2 separate regions of the Mus musculus genome follow, and region 1 is linked to region 2. Evidence: chromatin loops called from intact Hi-C (ENCODE). Cell type or tissue: left cerebral cortex. All regions are shown on one strand. Links, peaks and the distances in the headings refer to the core of each region. The heading gives the core; the rest is flanking DNA. Region 1 overlaps Pdzph1 (PDZ and pleckstrin homology domains 1). Region 2 has its middle 32 kb from the start of n-TVcac3.

Region 1 (8,970 bases), core at 270-8,269, 140 kb after region 2:
GCAGTCAGTGCTCTTACCCGCTGATCCATCTTGTCAGCCCGTCTTCCAACTTCTATGACTTCACTTCCTCTGAGTAGTTGTGGGTGCTCCAGTACCAGGCATAGTTTCCTTCCTGTTGAGAGTGTCTTAACTCTGATCTGAGACCTGGTTACCATGAAAGTATATGTGCCACTACTGAGCCCTTAAATTATTGTGCCATGTAGGTTATTGTTGTGATTCATAGGCATCATATCTAGATAAGATTGTTGGTGGCATCCCTCCGTTAGAACCTTAGATTATGCTTTCTGATACCACGAAAGCCATTGTCTTGGAGGAGGTGTTCAGGTCAGTTCCAATTCTGGGACTTGTGTCTGAACACATAGGTCTTCAGCACTAGGGGCTTACCTTCCACATCCAGGAGCCAACCAAGGGTAGTAGCAAAAGTCTGTAATATTTTGAGAATCTCTTGGACAAACCTACCCAACAACTTAAAGGAGGGCTTCACATGCCTGGTGTTGTGGGTTTTGTTTTGGATTTTGGATTTTGGAGGGAGGAGTTTTCAGGCCAGATGAGAAATATTCTTCTACTTTCTTTCTTTTACTTCTTTTCCCTCCCTCAACTCCTTCCAGTTCTTCCCTACCACCTCTCCCACCCACAACTATTCCCATCTATTCTAGAAAAAAAAAACCAGGCTTCTAAGAAATATTAATAAAATATAATATACTATAACACGATTAAACAAAATGAACACATCAAAGTTGGACAAGACAAACAGAAGGAAAAGAACCCAAGAAAAGCCAAAAATCAGACACTCATTTGCATACTCAGGAATCCTATAAAAACACTAAACTGGAAGCCATAACATATACACAGAGTACCTGGTGCAGACCCCTACAAATGCTGTGCAATCTGCTTCAGTCTTTATGAGTTTATATGAGCTTTGATGGTGTTGATTTATTGAGCCTTGTTTTCTTGCAGTCTTCCATCCTCTCTGGCTCCTATGTTCGTTCTGCCTTCTCTCCCACAGTGTTCCCCAAGCACTGAGGAATGGGATTTGATAGGGAAATTCATTTAGAGCTGTGTGTTCCAAGGTCTTATATTCTCTGTGTATCTGTCTGTGCTTCTATTTGTTCCCAACCCATTTTCTGCAGAAGGAAGCTTCTTTGCTGATGATTAAGCAAGGCACTGATCTATTGTAGAATATCATTAGGACTCATTTGAATATCATTAGGAGTCATTTTATTGCGACAGTTTTGACATTGCTGTTGTTGCTCTTCTGGTGTGTGTGTGTGTGTGTGTGTGTGTGTGTGTGTGTGTGTGTGTGTGTTTGGTTTTAATTCAGGTCCATGTGATATCTGGTTTCAGGATCTAGGTCTGCTAAGTAGCATCAGGTATGGGTTCCTGTTCATGGAGTGAGCCTTAATCAAATCAGATATTGGTTGGTTACTCCCACAAGCTTTGTGACATCATAACCCTAGCATATCTTCCAGACAGGACAGCATAATAGATCAAAGGTTTTATGGCGGCCTCAATGTTTATGTTTCTCTTTTGGTAATATAGAAGGCACATTACTGTAACAAAGATGCTGGAACATAGGGGTAACACATAGGCACCAACTCAACTGCTTCATGTTCAGTGATCTGTACAGGTGCTGTCTTCAGCCATAAGGCCTTGTTGTTAGTTGCGGAGAATAACAGTTTAGTCTTGGCAACAGTCTAGGTTATTTGGGGATTTCCATAGTGCCCCTATTGTGAACAATTCAGCTAGATGTAACCCAATTCTGGTACAAGACACTTCATTTGGTGATGAGAGTTGTCCACTTGGGGCTCTGTTACCCCCATAATTATGCAGCTTTATTTAGATTGCCTTCATATATTTTTAGTTATCTCTCTCTAAATTTTCTCCCTCATCCCTCTCTCCTCACCTCCTCCCTATTTGCCCCTATTATTCTGCCCCTGCATGCATCCATAATTATCTTTTCTATATCTGTTTCTCAACAAGATCTATCTGTACCCCACAGGCTCTTACTCTAACCCTGACCTCTGTAGCTCTATGGATTGAAGTTTTGTTATCATTGACATAACAGCTGATATCCACATATACGTGAACACATGCTGTTTGCCTTTCTAGTTCTAGGTTGTCTCAATCAGAATAACTTTCTTTTGTCCATTATTTATCTATGAAACACAGAGGCATGCTTGTGTTTTCTCAAAGCCATCGGCAACATTCCTCTACAGCAACTCATCTCAACAGCTAGAGAAGAAGCTGGTTTTCTTGTTTCTGAGGTTTCTCTTGGACCTTAAAACAAACTGTTTGTTTGTTTGTGCATGTGTGTGTATGCATGCGTCAGGAACGTTCATCTGCATTTTGTAGCTGCAGCCTGTATAAAATATCAAGTTATCCATTAGTCCACCAAGACAGTAACCAGCATTTATCCATCTGAAAGCAAAGAACCTGAGGGATGAACAATTTTCTTTCAATTGTAAAAAGAAGAGACAAAAATTTCCGTGTCGAAACATATAGTAAAGCATCTACTGCACATGAGAAAATTTTCAATTAAAGGTATTCTAAGGTAGACATAAAAGATATACAACTTTATAAATTCTGTTTGATGTCCCAATATATATGGTGATATATTTTTAATTTATTCTCTAATACAATACATCCCAATGGCAGTGACCCTGCCTCCATTCTTCCAGTCCCCCTGCTTCCCCCTCCAGGTCTATTGCTTCTTCATTTCTCTTCAGAAAAGAGCAGGCTATTCAGGAATATCCATGAACAACGCATCACAGGATGCAATTAGACGAGGCATAAACTCACATATCAAGACTGGATGAGGCAACCCAGTAGAAGAAATAGGATCCCAAGAGCAGGCAAAAGAGTCAGAGATTCCCCCACTTCTGTTGTTAGGAGTCTAACAAAAACATCAATCTAAACAACCATAGCTTGTCCGCATAGGGTCTTGCACAGACCCATGTAAACTCCATGGTTATCTCTTCAGTCGCTGTGAGTCCCGATGAGCTCTGTGTAGTTGATTCTATGAGCCATGCTCTCCTGTTATCCTCTACTCCTCTGTTTCCTACAATCTTTCCTCACCCTTTTCTATGGGATTTCCTAAGCTCTGCCTAATGATTTGAATGTGCTCTCTGTATCTAAACCCATTGGCTTCTGAAAGAAGCCTCTCTAATGATGATTGTAGTATGCAGTGATCCTTCGAATGTTATTAGGAATTTTTTCGTTTCATTGACTTTTTTTTTTTTTTTTAAGTCCTTTTTGGTTCTATCTTAGGTCTCAGAGCCAACCAGCTTCTGGATTCTGGCCATCCAGGCAGTGTGAGGCATGAGCTCCCTCTTGTGGCTTGGGCTGAAAGTTAGCTAGTCATTGGTTGGCCCCTCCTACAAGCTAGGAAGCACCAATGCACCAGTGTATCTTGTAGGCAGGACATAGGTTTTGAAGCTGGATTGGTGGCCCAGTGCTACCCCTGGGACCCTAGCCTGGTTACACACGAAGAACAGCTCAAGTTTCATACCCTCTGTTACTAGAAACTCTCACTGGCATCACCAGCATAGGGCCCAGGATGTTTCCACTGCACTAGGTTTCAGTATTGCCCCTTAAGTACCCATCTATTCCAGTTGTCGCTCCCTGTACTCTCTTCAAGTTGACTTTATCTGTATCCTCAAAACTTTATGAATTCTTCACAGTGAAAACATTCAAAGTTCTTTCTTCTTGCTTTATATGCTACGTAACCCTTCTCACTAATTAACCATCTACACAATAGCATCTATAATACAAGTCTAATGAGAAATTTGCTGGCCTTTAAATGTCATAGAGATGGGTCTGGTTCTTCCTCATTCCTTGGGTTCTTCAGTGATATAGATTCTTAATAAGGGTCTATTTCATTCATTGTAATGGCAAATCCTTCCCTAACTGGTCTTAGACATTCATGTCTGCTTTGCACTTTTTGAAATAAGAAAGAGTCACATGTATGCCAGGGCCAGCTCATAGCTGTTCACAAAGTCAGCTGTGCAGGTCCTCTACACCAGAGCTCAGTGACAACGGATTGTTAGCTTGATGCTGGCTATGGTGGGGATATTTATACAAAGAAAACTGTCAAGCACAGCAAAATGAGGGATTATTTTTTCAATTTGGAAAGATATTTAAAACATTTACCAATAGTCCACTTGAAATAACACAAGATCGGCAGTAATGCTAATGTAAATTCAAACGGAATGCCCAAACATACTTTTAATTAAACAATGATTGTGTTGTCTTTGGGGTAAATTAGGTTTTAAATAAAAAACTTATCCTAACAATTTGGTTCATGTTAGATACAAGAACAAGAGTCTGCCACTTCTCTTTCAGTTTATACAAGCCACACACACACAGTGAAGTCATGTTACATTTCTTGAGAAAACTTTTCAGTACAGCCTGTAATTCACTCAGAGCTGCATGGGTTGGTATTGTTTAATGTGTAGTTTGAATTTTTTTCTCATTTATAGAGTCAGGACATTCTACTAATACATGACCTAAATCCTGATGGCTCTATTGAGCATCATTACCTCTGGCATTTTCCCTCTATTAATCTCAGTCATCTCTGACTTCCTACCTAATAACTGGAAAAGACATTAAGAGTGACATGTTTATGTGTGTCGACACAGTTGATCAATCCATCTGACTGTGGGGAATGCTGACTAAGGTATAGTAGGTAAATAACTTGAAGGCCAGTAATGGCAGTGGGAAGGGACGGAAAAATGGGCCTTTGATTTTTATAATCATAAATGGCCCCTGGATCACAAACAGATGTAGTAGGAATTTGTGGTTAATCATGTGAATATAGCTCTTTGCATCTCCCGTGTTTCATTTAGCTAACAAAAATATTATGGTAATGAATTTTGTAAATATTAGTTGCCAGAAAGGAAGGAAGGAAGGAAGGAAGGAAGGAAGGAAGGAAGGAAGGAAGGGAAGGAAGGAAGGAAGGAAGGAAGGAAGGAAGGAAGGAAGGAAGGAAGGAAGGAGTGTGTGTGGGTAGAAGAGAGAGAGAAGAGAGAGACAAGAGGGAGGAGGGGGGAGGAGGAAGCAATGGATGGAGTGAGAAAAGCAAAGGAACTCATTCTAATTCCTTATAACAGCTAAGCAGACTGGAGAGCAGCTGAGAGGACAGGAGTTATCACAAGGGATCCAGGTTTAGTTTCCAGGACCTACAAGATGATTCACAACCATCTAAAACTCCCCTGGGATCCACTACCCTCTTCTGACCTCTGTGGGTACTAGACATGCCCATGGTGTATAAACATACATGCATGAAAAACACTCCTACACATAAAATAAAATATGTTTATCTAAAATAAACTAAAATCACACATATCTATCTAAAAGTTTTAAATAGTAAGACATAAGGATTGTGGTGACCCTACTTGATGTCAGGTGGTTCTATTCTAAGCCACTCATGATTCATTTTCTTGTTGACATTATTCCCAGTAGAATTATGAGCTTTGTCGCTGTACTTCCAACCTCATTTTGCTAGTCAGAGCCTCCTACAGAGGATAAGTGACATGATCCAAGTCACTCAGCTATATATAATTAGTCTTAGTTTCAACTTCAGACAGTCTAACTGGGATTCATGCTCCTACACAAAACAGCAATTACTGAATCTGTTGAACTCAAATAAGATCCTGGTCTTTTGGGGCTTTGCTGCTTCACATACCACCTCTCCATTTTCTTCAAATGATACAATAGAATGAAAGAAGTATAAGGATACCTAAGATACTCAGAGCTAACTAGTGCATGTTACGATTCTTTTCAAAAACTGTATTATTGTTGTTGTTGTTGTTAATGGGGCCAAAACGAAAGATAAAAATGTAAAGAGCATGCTTGACTTAAAATGCAATTTCAGTAATAGCAAAACATTTAAGAGCTCCTGTTTGAAATACTCATTTATTAACTATTAAATCTAGCAAACCTAATTTGGTAACAAACTTTATCTGACAAAGAGTTATTTGGGCTCTCCTGCTTAGACCAAGGTTCAACATGGAGCAGATGTTCAGACCTTTAACAGCTATAAATTTCCAGCAGGTGTGTGGCTTGCTGCTTCATTGGGTTTTAACACAAATTTTATGTCTCAGCTTATGTAAGTGTATGCTCATTAGCACTGTTCCGCTAACTGAATGAATGTAGAGCTACTCATCCACAGAGTCACATCTGTCTGTAAATAAGTGAGCTGTTTGAACAGTCCCATACATATTGATAAAAACAATGATCCACATAAAGACCTGCCCTCAGACCCTCACATGACAGGGGACAACTGCATATCCAATACAGGCATTTATTGTCAAAGGGAAAGCATTACAAGATAAACCAATTGTCCCAGAAATCTGTGTGAACTACAACAAACATTTTTAAAATAACTGAATTATTAATTATTAAGGTACAGATTATATTAAACAAATCTAAAAGTTTAGAAGGTCCTATTATAGCTTAAAAAAAACTACTACAACAAAATCTTTTATCTAACCTCAAAGCTCAGAAAGGCACATTAATAAATTATTGTGTAATTTTGTTTTACTTTTCCTATCCCAATCAAGTGTCACACACAGACTTACCTAAAAAGTGAAACTTTTTTTTTTTTTTTTTTTTTTTTTTACAAATTTTACAGTGTTTTGAAATATGCTATGTGGAAACAGGTATCCTATTGTGATTTATACTATTCATATTATTCTGCCCTAAACTTTTTATAATTTCAACCTAATAAGCACCATGTCCCATAAAGCTCTTATCATTTCCATTCCAGATTTATAACTGCCTATCAATGTCATATGTCCTCTCTTTTTCCATCCAAACATAACATAGTCTATCTACTCCATTAGCATGACATATGGAAGTATTGGCAGAATATTGTGGACTGCAGATTGCAGATTGGTGGGTCTTCAGAGTATTTGTATAGACATTACATGGTATCTGATAATAGGGTCTATATGAAAGCAAAAATTATTTTAGGATATATATCCTGCACATGATTTTGTACATTTTTTCTTACACCTACATTCCAATAGTGACCAAGCAGATGTGGTAATCTCATACTCTTGACATTATGCTGACATGCAAAAGGTGTTAAGTTTGTCATCCGTGATTTTTATGACAGTAGTGCTTCACTCCCTCCTGTGTATCCCTTCTCTTCCCCACCTGATTCTCTGAAGGGATTGTGAAGATACATTTCCTTTGATACATTTCCCCTCTCTCTGTAGCTAGCTGCCCCACTCTCTTCCTCTGAACTCTCACACTGCACCACAATGTTTTACCCATCATTGTATCCCCAATGTACATAAAATGAATCGCACCCACCTTATCAGAGAAGATCATTTATTTCAAATCAATTTGGTGAGTGAATGAATGTGCCCGAAACCACCCAAGCCATCAAATATCTATTGCAGTCTCACATAATTTAAGCAAATGTGCAAGATGGAAACCTATTGTTCATGTGTCTATGTGTCAGGACAATGACTAATAATTATTCTCTGCAGTCTGGCACTAAGAAACTGAAAGTGGGAATGCACAAGAACCATTAAGAGTGGGTCTCCAGAGAAAACCGAGAGAGCATTGGTGGGGCTGGTTGGAGGGAGTCAAGTGCGTTCTGTAATTGACCTACAGCAGAACTCTGCCTTGCTAGGTCAGGTATGGATGGATGATTTCTCCCAGAGACTTCCCGAGAAAGGCATAGGGACCATTACAGTGTATAAGGAGAAACAGAGAGGGGAGTAAGATGCTCTACTGCGCTTTCGGGAGCACTGCTGAAGCATACGCCTACAGTCTCAGGAAATAAGACAGGAGATCAGGACATTGGAAGGCCAGTCTTTGAAGAACAGAAGACGTATGTTCTTTAAGCCCCTCATTCCGAATACCATGTTTAAAATGCAAATAAATTATGCAGTTTTTTTTTTTTAAAATAACTTTTGGTTCTGAAGCTTGATTTTTTTTTCCAACTATGCCTGCATGAAAGACTGAAAGAAATAGAGTTGGGTTTTCTTCGAGTTTGAACTTTCTGACCAGGGTGCAAAGAAAGATGGAAGGTAATGTGGAAAGACAAGTTCATTTCTCTTAAAGACACAGAATTCCACACCACCAGGACATTCCTTTGTATATGGAAGGACAAATAAACAAAACTTCACACATCTCTTCCTATGCACTTCTCTCTATATTAGCCCCTGGTGAGAGTTCTAGAAATACACTTTCAGTACCTTCTTCAAGCACAAAGAGACCAATATGATTGTGTATCTGATAATCCTTGAACTTAATGTTTTCAAATGGATTCGAAACGCTGATTCCTAGTCTAACCTGGTTTCAACTTGACCTCTAAATAATGATATATAGTTTTTCAAAAGCAAATATTTATCTTTAACTGATGTGCTTGCAGTAATGTGTCCAGTGCACAGACTCCCCTGGCCCAGGCCCTGAAGCAGTATTTTGTATTTAGGTGTGCTTTTCTTTCTTGAAGATTTGTTTTATTTATGTGTGTGTGTGTGTGTGTGTGTGTGTGTGTGTGTGTGTGTGTGATGTTTGTTGGTATGGTTGTATGCCTATCAGTGCAGTGGCTGAAGTCAGAAGAGGATGACAGATCCCCAGAAGATAAAGTTACAAGCAGTTTTGAGCCACTAGTGTAGGTGCTCAGAACTGAACTTGGATCTTTGGATGAGCAGCAAGAACTCCTAATTGTTGAGCTTTCTCTATAGGCCTGGGGAATATTTGTTTTGATTATATTTTAAGAATATATAAATTATTTCCAAGAAAAATGCACAACCAACTTAGACACTTCTTTCTGTTCACAGATAATGCTCTTTATCCTAGGGCCCTCACCTCTGCATATCTGGGTACGTTTTCACCATGACCCCAGGAGCACTGGCTCCTTTTTCCTGTCAGTGTATGACTTCATTTCCCACCTTTTCTGTTCCTCAGTCACTTCAGATGATGTTCATTCTGTGGATTTTGGCTTTCGAGTTG
Region 2 (8,970 bases), core at 501-8,500:
GGAAACTGTCTTTTGAATTGTTGGTCAGGGAAGATTAAAAGACCCTCAAGCCAATCTAAACTATTACATTTGCCCTTCATTGCCACACAGAAATTAAAGGTAAGGCCCTATCACTAAGTTCTTCTTACAGAGGACTTGAGGAATCAAGCTGAAATGGAGAAAGAAGCTTCAGTTGAGGAAATGCCTCCATGAGATACAACTGTAAGGCATTTTCTCAATTAATGATCAAGGGGGAAAGGCCCCTTGTGGGTGGGACCATCTCTGGGCTGGTAGTCTTAGTTCTATAAGAGAGCAGGCTGAGCAAGCCAGGGGAAGCAAGCCAGTAAATAAGATCCCTCCATGGCTTCTGCATCAGCTCCTGCTTTCTGACCTGCTTGAGTTCCAGTCCTGACTTCCTTTGATGATGAACAGCAGTATGGAAGTATAAGCTGAATAAACCCTTTCCTCCCCAACTTGCTTCTTGGTCATGGTGTTTGTGCAGGCATAGAAACCCTGACTAAGACAAATTGGTTCCAGCATCGTGGGGTATTCCTGTGACAACCTGACCATGTTTTGGGGAGGACTGTGGAAGGACTTTGGAATTTTGGGCTTGAAGATCCATTCGTTGTTAAGAGTTCTGTCAGATGTTGTGTAAGAGCTTGGAAGATAATGTTGAGAACAGTGCAGAAGATGGAGGTCTGGTTTGTAAAATTTCAGAGGGAAATGTAATGACTCTTTTCAGGGCCATTGCTAGTTTGATTGTGAAGATTCTGTAGTTCTGGTTAGCTGGGGCTGAAAAATCAGCTGTGATTAACAAGATACCAGAAATACTAAACCAAAAACTTTGCATTGCTGGGACTATTGATGCTGGTTAGATGGAGCTAAAAAATTAGCGGTGATTAAGAAGAGACCAGCACTGGAAAGGCCCATTGGACACACAAACTGTATATGCCTCAGGACAGGGGAATGCCAGGGCCAAAAATTGGGAATGGGTAGGTAGGGAAGTGGTGGGGAGGGTATGGGGGACTTTTGGGATAGCATTCTAAATGTAATTGAGGAAAACACGTAATAGTAAAAAAATATTAATAAATAAATAAATAAATAAATAAATAAATTGTTTTTAGTAAAATATATACAAAATTAAAAATAAATGCATGGAATAAAAAGTGAAAAAAAGAAAAAAAGAAGAGACCAGCATCACTGAGGTGACATCTTCTGGGAAGTGTTTTCTGAGAGCACAGAGGCTGTGTTCCAGAGATACCCAAGGTTATACCTTGTGCTGTGCATGGAGTTGGTAATGTGTAAGAGTAACCCAGGTGGTACTGTTTTTGAAGGCATGAAGGGGTCATGCAGAGCAGCTGAGGCTTGGCATTATGAAAGGCCATGGAAGGCCATTGGTGAAGGTGCAGCCTCAGTAGCAATTGATGGCCCAGGACTGAAGGGGTCATGCAGTGTTTTGGAGATGCCAGTACCATGAGATGACCACCAAGAGCAGCAGCAGTGGAGTACAGGCATCTGGAGTCTAGAGGATTACACGTGTGCTACAAAGGGCATGGCTGGAGAAGTGACCCAAGCCCTTGGAGGAGCCCAGAAGATCGTGAGTTGGATCCCAGACATTGGATGGTTGGAGATTGACTTTTGCTTTTGATTGTGACTGTACCCTGATATTTTCCCTCTTGAAGGAAGAAACTATTTTAGTGGAGCCCACAGTTAAGAGACTTTTAACTGTAAAAAGACTTTGGATTTTAAAAGAGATGGATATTTTAAAGAGATTGAAAATTTAAGAATATGTAAAGACTGTGGGATGTTTAAAGTTATTTAGATCTTGGGGATGAATAACAATGTAAGGGCTGAGGCTTACTAGTGATGTGTTTGTGTGTCAAGTTGACAAGGGGTCAATTGTACTGGCTAGTTTTGTGTCAACTTGACACAGCTGGAGTTATCACAGAGAGAGGAGCTTCAGTTGAGGAAATGCCTCCATGAGATACAACTGTAAGGCATTTTTCTCAATTAGTGATCAAGGGGGAAAGGCCCCTTGTGGGTGGGACCATCTCTGGGCTGGTAGTCTTGGTTCTATAAGAGAGCAGGCTGAGCAAGCCAGGGGAAGCAAGCCAGTAAAGAACATCCCTCCATGACCTCTGCTCAGCTCCTGCTTTCTGACCTGCTTGAGTTCCAGTTCTGACTTCCTTTGCTGACGAACAGAAGTATGGAAGTGTAAGCTGAATAAACCCTTTCCTCCCCAACTTGCTTCTTGGTCATGGTGTTTGTGCAGAAATAGAAACCCTGACTAAGACAAATGTGGAAACTTCTGTCCTGGGGACTAGCTGTCACAGTACCAGAAGGAGTTATATAAGCTGACAACGTAAAGAAAGCAATCAGTACTCTTATTTGTATATAATGTCTACAAATCATGACAATAACCAGATTTGCAAGATATTCTGAAAAGGGCAACAGCGGCACTTATATCCATGGGGTAAGCAACAGTGATCGAATTAGACTTAAAGCCTGCCCAATTGGACATAATGAGTGCCTGACTGTGATGCTAACCCACTACCAGTGGCTCTTAGATGAAAACTTACTACTGGCACTTCTCTAAACAAATAGCATAATCTAAGAACCTTTGAAATATTTATCCTTATACCCACCTATAAATGTATCTCTCATGCTTCACCAAATCAGTTTCTTTTTGCAGCAGACAAAATCCGTTATAGAAAGTCACAACTTGTCAAAATGCAGACAGCAACTGACTACTGGGTGCACAGCTAAAACTGATACATCTGCAACACAACTGTTGTACTAAGGCCAGCAGGGCATTGCAGAAGTGGGGGGGAATGGACTTGGCAATAATCTTTTCTCCGTATGGTAGGGAAGCTGTACCCATAAAATTACAATAATATAGTTGGCAGCCTAATACATCACTGGACAATGTCAGTATCTATTGACATGACAATGTGGATATGGGAATTTTCATAATGCCCTTCTCACAGAAGAAGGGGTACAGGTAATTAATAGTGGAAAACCAGTCTTATCTGGGGACAAGTCTCCATAGGTTATCTGACCCCAAATAGTCAATGCTAAATATATACACCCATGAGCAACAGTATTGAATTCAATAATTTGTACTTTAAGCTTTATATTTATATGTATATAGCAATTAAGGAATAAGAGGCCATGAATTTTATAAGTAGCAGCAGGGCATGCAGAGTAGTTAAGGGAGGAAGGATAAATGATGTAAGAAATTCTCAAAAACAAAAGAATAAACTTTTTAAGAGAAGAGTACTTTATATGAAGCCAGCTTAGTACATGGCATGCATGATTTTATAAAGCAACTACTGATAATATCAGTGGCCTCTTGGAACAATAAATATATAAGTTGCAGATCCATGAAGCCTCCCCTTAGCCTTCTAATCCAGCACCTGAATCTGCATCTCCTTGAATCCTGCATCACACTGCATCAGGACCGCTCACACAGCACCTGTGATATATGTTTTTACAAAAATAATTCTAGAGAAAATATCATCCACATTAAAATAGAAGAAACATTAGAATATTTGAAATTATTCAATAAAGGCCATGGCCATATCATTTATATTTTTATTTATTTCATACCATTTATAATTTTAAAATCTCTTCCCAAGGGAATAACAAAGTTTGATACTGCTAGAACAAATGCAAAAAGCAAAATGCTTTAGCCATCATGGTGTTAAATCTTTCATTGTAAGGCCTTAGTTCATGAATATTTTATTTATTAATATATACACCAAAGAAGTAATTTACATATGCATGTATGAATTCATAGCAACATGACTTGTTCTTTTATGCAAAATAAGCTTGTACCTTATTTATCAGCATTTAAATGCCTATAATAAACACTAAGGTCATTTGTAATAAGACGTGTATTTCTCAAAACCATGAAATTCATTGGCTGTGCTTGGCAGCATGTTTATAGCCCTTCAATAAGCACCTGGGTTTCATATAAAGTTATTTAGTTTTTATTTATCCTTCCCACTCTTATAATAATATGTTAAATTTTCATTGCTACCGAAAGAAAAAGATGGATAAACCTAGCTTACAAATTACAAAGTGCATGTGAAGGGTTTAGAACAGTGCCTAGCCCCTTTGAGGACTATAGTTGTATGAAACACAACTTTATCTACATTTGCCTAAGGGACTAGAATGAGATTATTTAAAGGACATCATCTTACTTGATGAAGCTAAGTGACAATGAAAGACTCTTTCAGACCTTATTTTAAAAAAGTGATCAGGAACGGACATTAGCAAGTCATCACCTGAATGCAAATTCTTTTTTATTTTTTATTTTTTTTAGAATTAATTTTTTTATTAGGTGTTTTCCTCATTTACATTTCCAATGCTATACCAAAAGTCCCCCATACCCACCCACTCCCACTCCCCTACCCACCCACTCCCCCTTTTTGGCCCTGGCATTCCCCTGTACTGGGGCATATAAAGTTTGCCTGTCCAATGGGCCTCTCTTTCCAGTGATGGCCGACTAGGCCATCTTTTGATACATATGCAGCTAGAGTCAAGAGCTCTGGGGTACTGGTTAGTTCATAATGTTGTTCCACCTATAGGGTTGCAGATCCCTTTAGCTCCTTGGGTACTTTCTCTAGCTCCTCCATTGGGGGCTCTGTGATCCATCCAATAGCTGACTGTGAGCATCCACTTCTGTGTTTGCTAGGCCCCGGCATTGTCTCACAATGGACAGCTATATCTGGGTCCTTTCATCAAAATCTTGCTAGTGTGTGCAATGGTGTCAGCGTTTGGAAGCTGATTATGGGATGGATCCCTGGATATGGCAGTCTTTAGATGGCCCATCCTTTCGTCACAGCTCCAAACTTTATCTCTGTAACTCTTTCCGTGGGTGTTTTGTTCCCAATTCTAAGAAGGGGCACAGTGTCCACATTTTCCTGGAGGGCATCATCCTGAGTGAGGTAACACAATCACAAAGGAACTCACACAATATGTACTCGCTGATAAGTGGATATTAGCCCAAAAACTTAGGATACCCAAGATATAAGATACAATTTGTTAAATGCAAATTCTTTCCTGCCTCAGCCATCCAAGCTCCAGAACACCTTGCTCGGCACTGCTTCAAACAGAAGTCTTACTTTCATTCAAACAAAATAAAAATGGGTTTTACACAAAAATTAATATTCACAAGTTACTGAGTCTGATTTACTCCTAATGTCTCAACACTAGAAACAACCAAGTCTCTTCATCTCTAGAACAAAATGCCTGACTATTAGTCAGCAATAAAATAAGTCATGATGAATATAACAATGATGTGCCTTGAATGTTTTGCACCAGTAACAGAACAGGCGGCTTGGTATTCTATTTTATCATCTATATGGCATTATCATAAGTAGAAACCTCTAAAGACAGAACATAAATCAGAGGTTGCCAGAAACTGCACGGACGAAATCCACAAGGGGGCGCCAAGAAGTTCAGAGGGATGTCTTGATTGGATGTTTTGTTTTTTTCCCATCTTCTGTGGTGCTGCTAAAAGGCCCTGCAAATGTTTTAACATTCGTGGAACTAAATGCTAAATATTGAGAAGCTTTTTGCTTATTACTTTCAAATAATAAAAGGTAGAAATAAATTAGAAGGAAAGAAAAATATTGAACAAAATACTAGGAATGTTATCTTTGAAAGGTAATTTTAAGATATAGATCCCAGGATTCCCTGAAACATAACAAAATTAAAAAGCAAAGTAACATAACAAATGTTAAATTTTCTTATTCAGGAAGGACTTCAGGAAGTACAGACCTGCAACTAAAGAACTGAAAGGCCCACATGTTCTTGACAATTTATACTATAATCACTAAGATCTACTCTTGTGAAATGACTGGATTTCCAAGGAGAAAGCATCCTCTTTGAGCATTTTTAATATAGAGTATGCAACTTAAAAGGAAATAAAGTTGGGTTCTCATCATATTTAACAAATACTGAGATTAGATTGCAAGGAAATAACATATGTTAGAGTTTAGAGACAGAATATATATGTGTATATATGTATATATACACATATATATAATTTTATATCCAGCAAATCTGCATCTTCAATTCAAAAAGAATAACACAACCAATTTACTATTAACACAAAAGAAATCACGGCACTCTTACTAACATTTTCTTAGGAATCTAGTAGATAAAGAAATTTAACAATAAAGATTAGTGGTGCAGGGCAGTGGTGACACAGGCCTTTAATCCCATCACTTGGGAGGCAGAGGTAGGTGGATTTCTGAGTTCAAGGCCAGCTTGGTCTACAAAGTGAGTTCCAGGACAGTCAGAGCTATATAGAGAAACCATGTCTCAAAAAACAAACAAACAAACAAACAAACAAACAAAAAGATTAATAGCAAAACATGAAAATAAGCATCTATGGTGAGTATTATAGTCATAATTACATTTAAACATAAAACTAAATGAGAGTTTAAAAGGAAAAGAATAGGTAACAATTATAGACTCAAGTCTTGTCAAGTTATAGATGCAGCAATTACATCCACTCTAAAATTACATCGATGATGCCTCTATTAGTATTGTTATTCTGAGTATTTTATATATAATAAAGACATGAAAAAATAAATTATGGAATACATGTATTTCTATCACAATTTCTGGTATTGACATTTAAACAATGTAACTGTATAGAAGCTGAATTCAAAACATTTACTTTTTAATAGTAATTTCTTAAACATTATTATTACCCCATGAAGTATATTAACTTTTTATATGTATGCATTTAATGATATATGTGGATATATGTGGTTCTTTCTGCATATTAAATGAACATTAGTAATAACTGTCTTTTCATCCATGTTCACTGTTGAATTCGTCACAGTATCAAGACAATAGAATCAGTCTAGGTGTTTATCAACAAATGACTAGATAATGATAAAAAGTTCTGGAATTTTATTGATAAAAAATTATAAGATTTATAAGAAAATTGATGTAATCAATCATAAAGGTCAAATTTTTTATAATAAGGACTGAAATTGGATTCTTTGAAGAAAGTTTGATTCCAGAAAAGAACCAAAATATACACAAGAATCTCTCTCTCTCTCTCTCTATCTCTATCTCTCTCTCTCTCTCTCTCTTTCTCTCTCCCCCCCCTCTCCCTCTGTGTGTGTGTCCCTTTCTTACACACACACACACACACACACACACACACACACACACCACAGTAAAAAATGTTCAAATTTAACATCCGTAGAATAAATTCACATTTAAAACCACTCCTGGCTATAGATAGCTACCATCAAGTGAACAAAATGACAAAATAAAATGTTGGAAAGGGTGGGTGGAGATAGCAACCTTTATCTCCTCTTGGTAGGGGGACGTAAACTGGCACAGCCTTAATTGAAATCACAATGGAGACCTTTTTTTTTTCTAGATGTATTTATTTCATTTATATGAGTACACTGTAGCTGTCAGACACACCAGAAGAGGGCATCAGATCTCATTACAGATGGTTGTGAACCGCCATGTGGTTGCTAGAGATTGAACTCGTGACCTCTAAAAGAGCAGTGAGTGCTCTTAACCACTGAGCCATCTCTCCAGCCTTATATGGAGACTTCTTTAAAAAAAATAGATCTGCTACCCATACAGCTACTCTCCTCCTAGACATATAACCAAGGTGCTGCACATCTCACCCCAGAGACATATTTCCATGCATGTTCACTGCTGCATTCTTCACAGCATCTAGAAAATAGAATCAGTCGAAATGTTTATCAACAACTGAATAGATAATGATGAAAGGCTCTGGAATTGTATTGGTAAAGAGTTATAAAATTAGTAAGCAAATGAATCTAACCAGGAAATATTGTACCAGATTACGTGGGCTCATAAAGACAAACACTGCATGTTCTCTTTAGGATGCAAATATTATTTCCCAATTTGAATGTCTCTGTATTTGTGCAGGAATGAGTATTTGTGGAGGCCAGGAAATTAGAAAGAGGCCCATGAAAGGGAGAAGATGAGGCTATGAAAGAAAATGTTAGTGAGAGTAATAAAGCATCTCTGATAGAAAACTGACAGGGAAAATACTAAAAGTGTAAGGGTGTAAGAAAAAATGCATGACAGAGGGTGGGTAGTGTCAAAGAGGAGAAACACACTATGTGAAGATGCTATGACAGCACCCGCTACCTTGTCAACTAATGAAGGCAAACAAAAGCCATAGTTTTGAATCTATTAGACCTGAGCATTAATTTAATTAATAATAAAGATTTAACGAAACTCTCAAGAAACTTAGGTACTGTCCCACAAATGCTTTCTTTGCATGGAAATCTGTCACAGCATACAGAATGTTTTATAATTTTAATTAATGTATTTACTTTTTCTTTACATGTGTGAGTGTTTTGTCTGCATGTATGTTAGAGTACCATGTGCATGCTGAGGAGGTCAGGAGACAGCATTGTAGTCCCTAAAACTGAAATGAACAACCATGTGGGTGCTGGAAACCTGACTCAGGTTCTCTGTAAGAGCAGCCCTTGCTGTTAGGCATTGAGCCTTGCCTCCAGCCAGACACAGAGTGAGTTAAGAACCTTGCCTCCAGCCACACACAGAGTGAGTGAAGAAGCTGCCTGGACTTTTGGTCTTAATGACTTTCATATTTTCTTTTATTTTGCTGAGTTCTGACTGAATTCCTTTGTTTGATATTAGTAATTACTAGCTGAACCTTAATCTATTGCCAGTCTACATTATAGTTCATTTCTCAAATGTTTTCTGTAGACTATCTCCAATTGACACTTTTCTAGCAATTTTTCCCACTGGTGAATTAAATTAATTTTAATTCTTCAAAAATAATAATTACCCTCCTTAAAGTCCTTAATTCCCTTGAGCTTTTATGAATTTTGATCATTAAAGGTTAGGAACATTGAATCACTTACTTATTATCTGGGTCTGTCTTTAGGTTTTTCCTTATTTTCTTTCATATGATGCTTTCAAAAAAAAAGAAAAGAAAACATTCTA

The links. A loop is a pair of places that touch in the nucleus more often than their neighbours do. Peaks named below come from ENCODE experiments on the same cell type or tissue, not always from the same donor. Only the 100,000 strongest peaks of a DNase experiment are listed, where the experiment ranks them.
Region 1: it touches region 2 in a loop (3-fold over the local background); 6 of 42 quality-filtered maps call a loop at or near these places.

What each region holds. Positions count from the first base shown.
Region 1 is chr17:58,954,458-58,963,427 of GRCm38, reverse strand. Pdzph1 (PDZ and pleckstrin homology domains 1) reads left to right here. Exons shown (of 13, transcript NM_027001.1): 5 at 8,926-8,970. Among named protein-coding and RNA genes, the nearest start is that of Gm33751, 15 kb to the right of the region's middle. In left cerebral cortex, for the core only: a CTCF peak has its summit at 3,332 (motif pointing left); DNase peaks (open chromatin) are centred at 3,342, 5,174 and 5,481.
Region 2 is chr17:59,096,043-59,105,012 of GRCm38, reverse strand. No RefSeq gene overlaps it. Among named protein-coding and RNA genes, the nearest start is that of n-TVcac3, 32 kb to the right of the region's middle. In left cerebral cortex, for the core only: a CTCF peak has its summit at 5,435 (motif pointing right); a DNase peak (open chromatin) is centred at 5,423.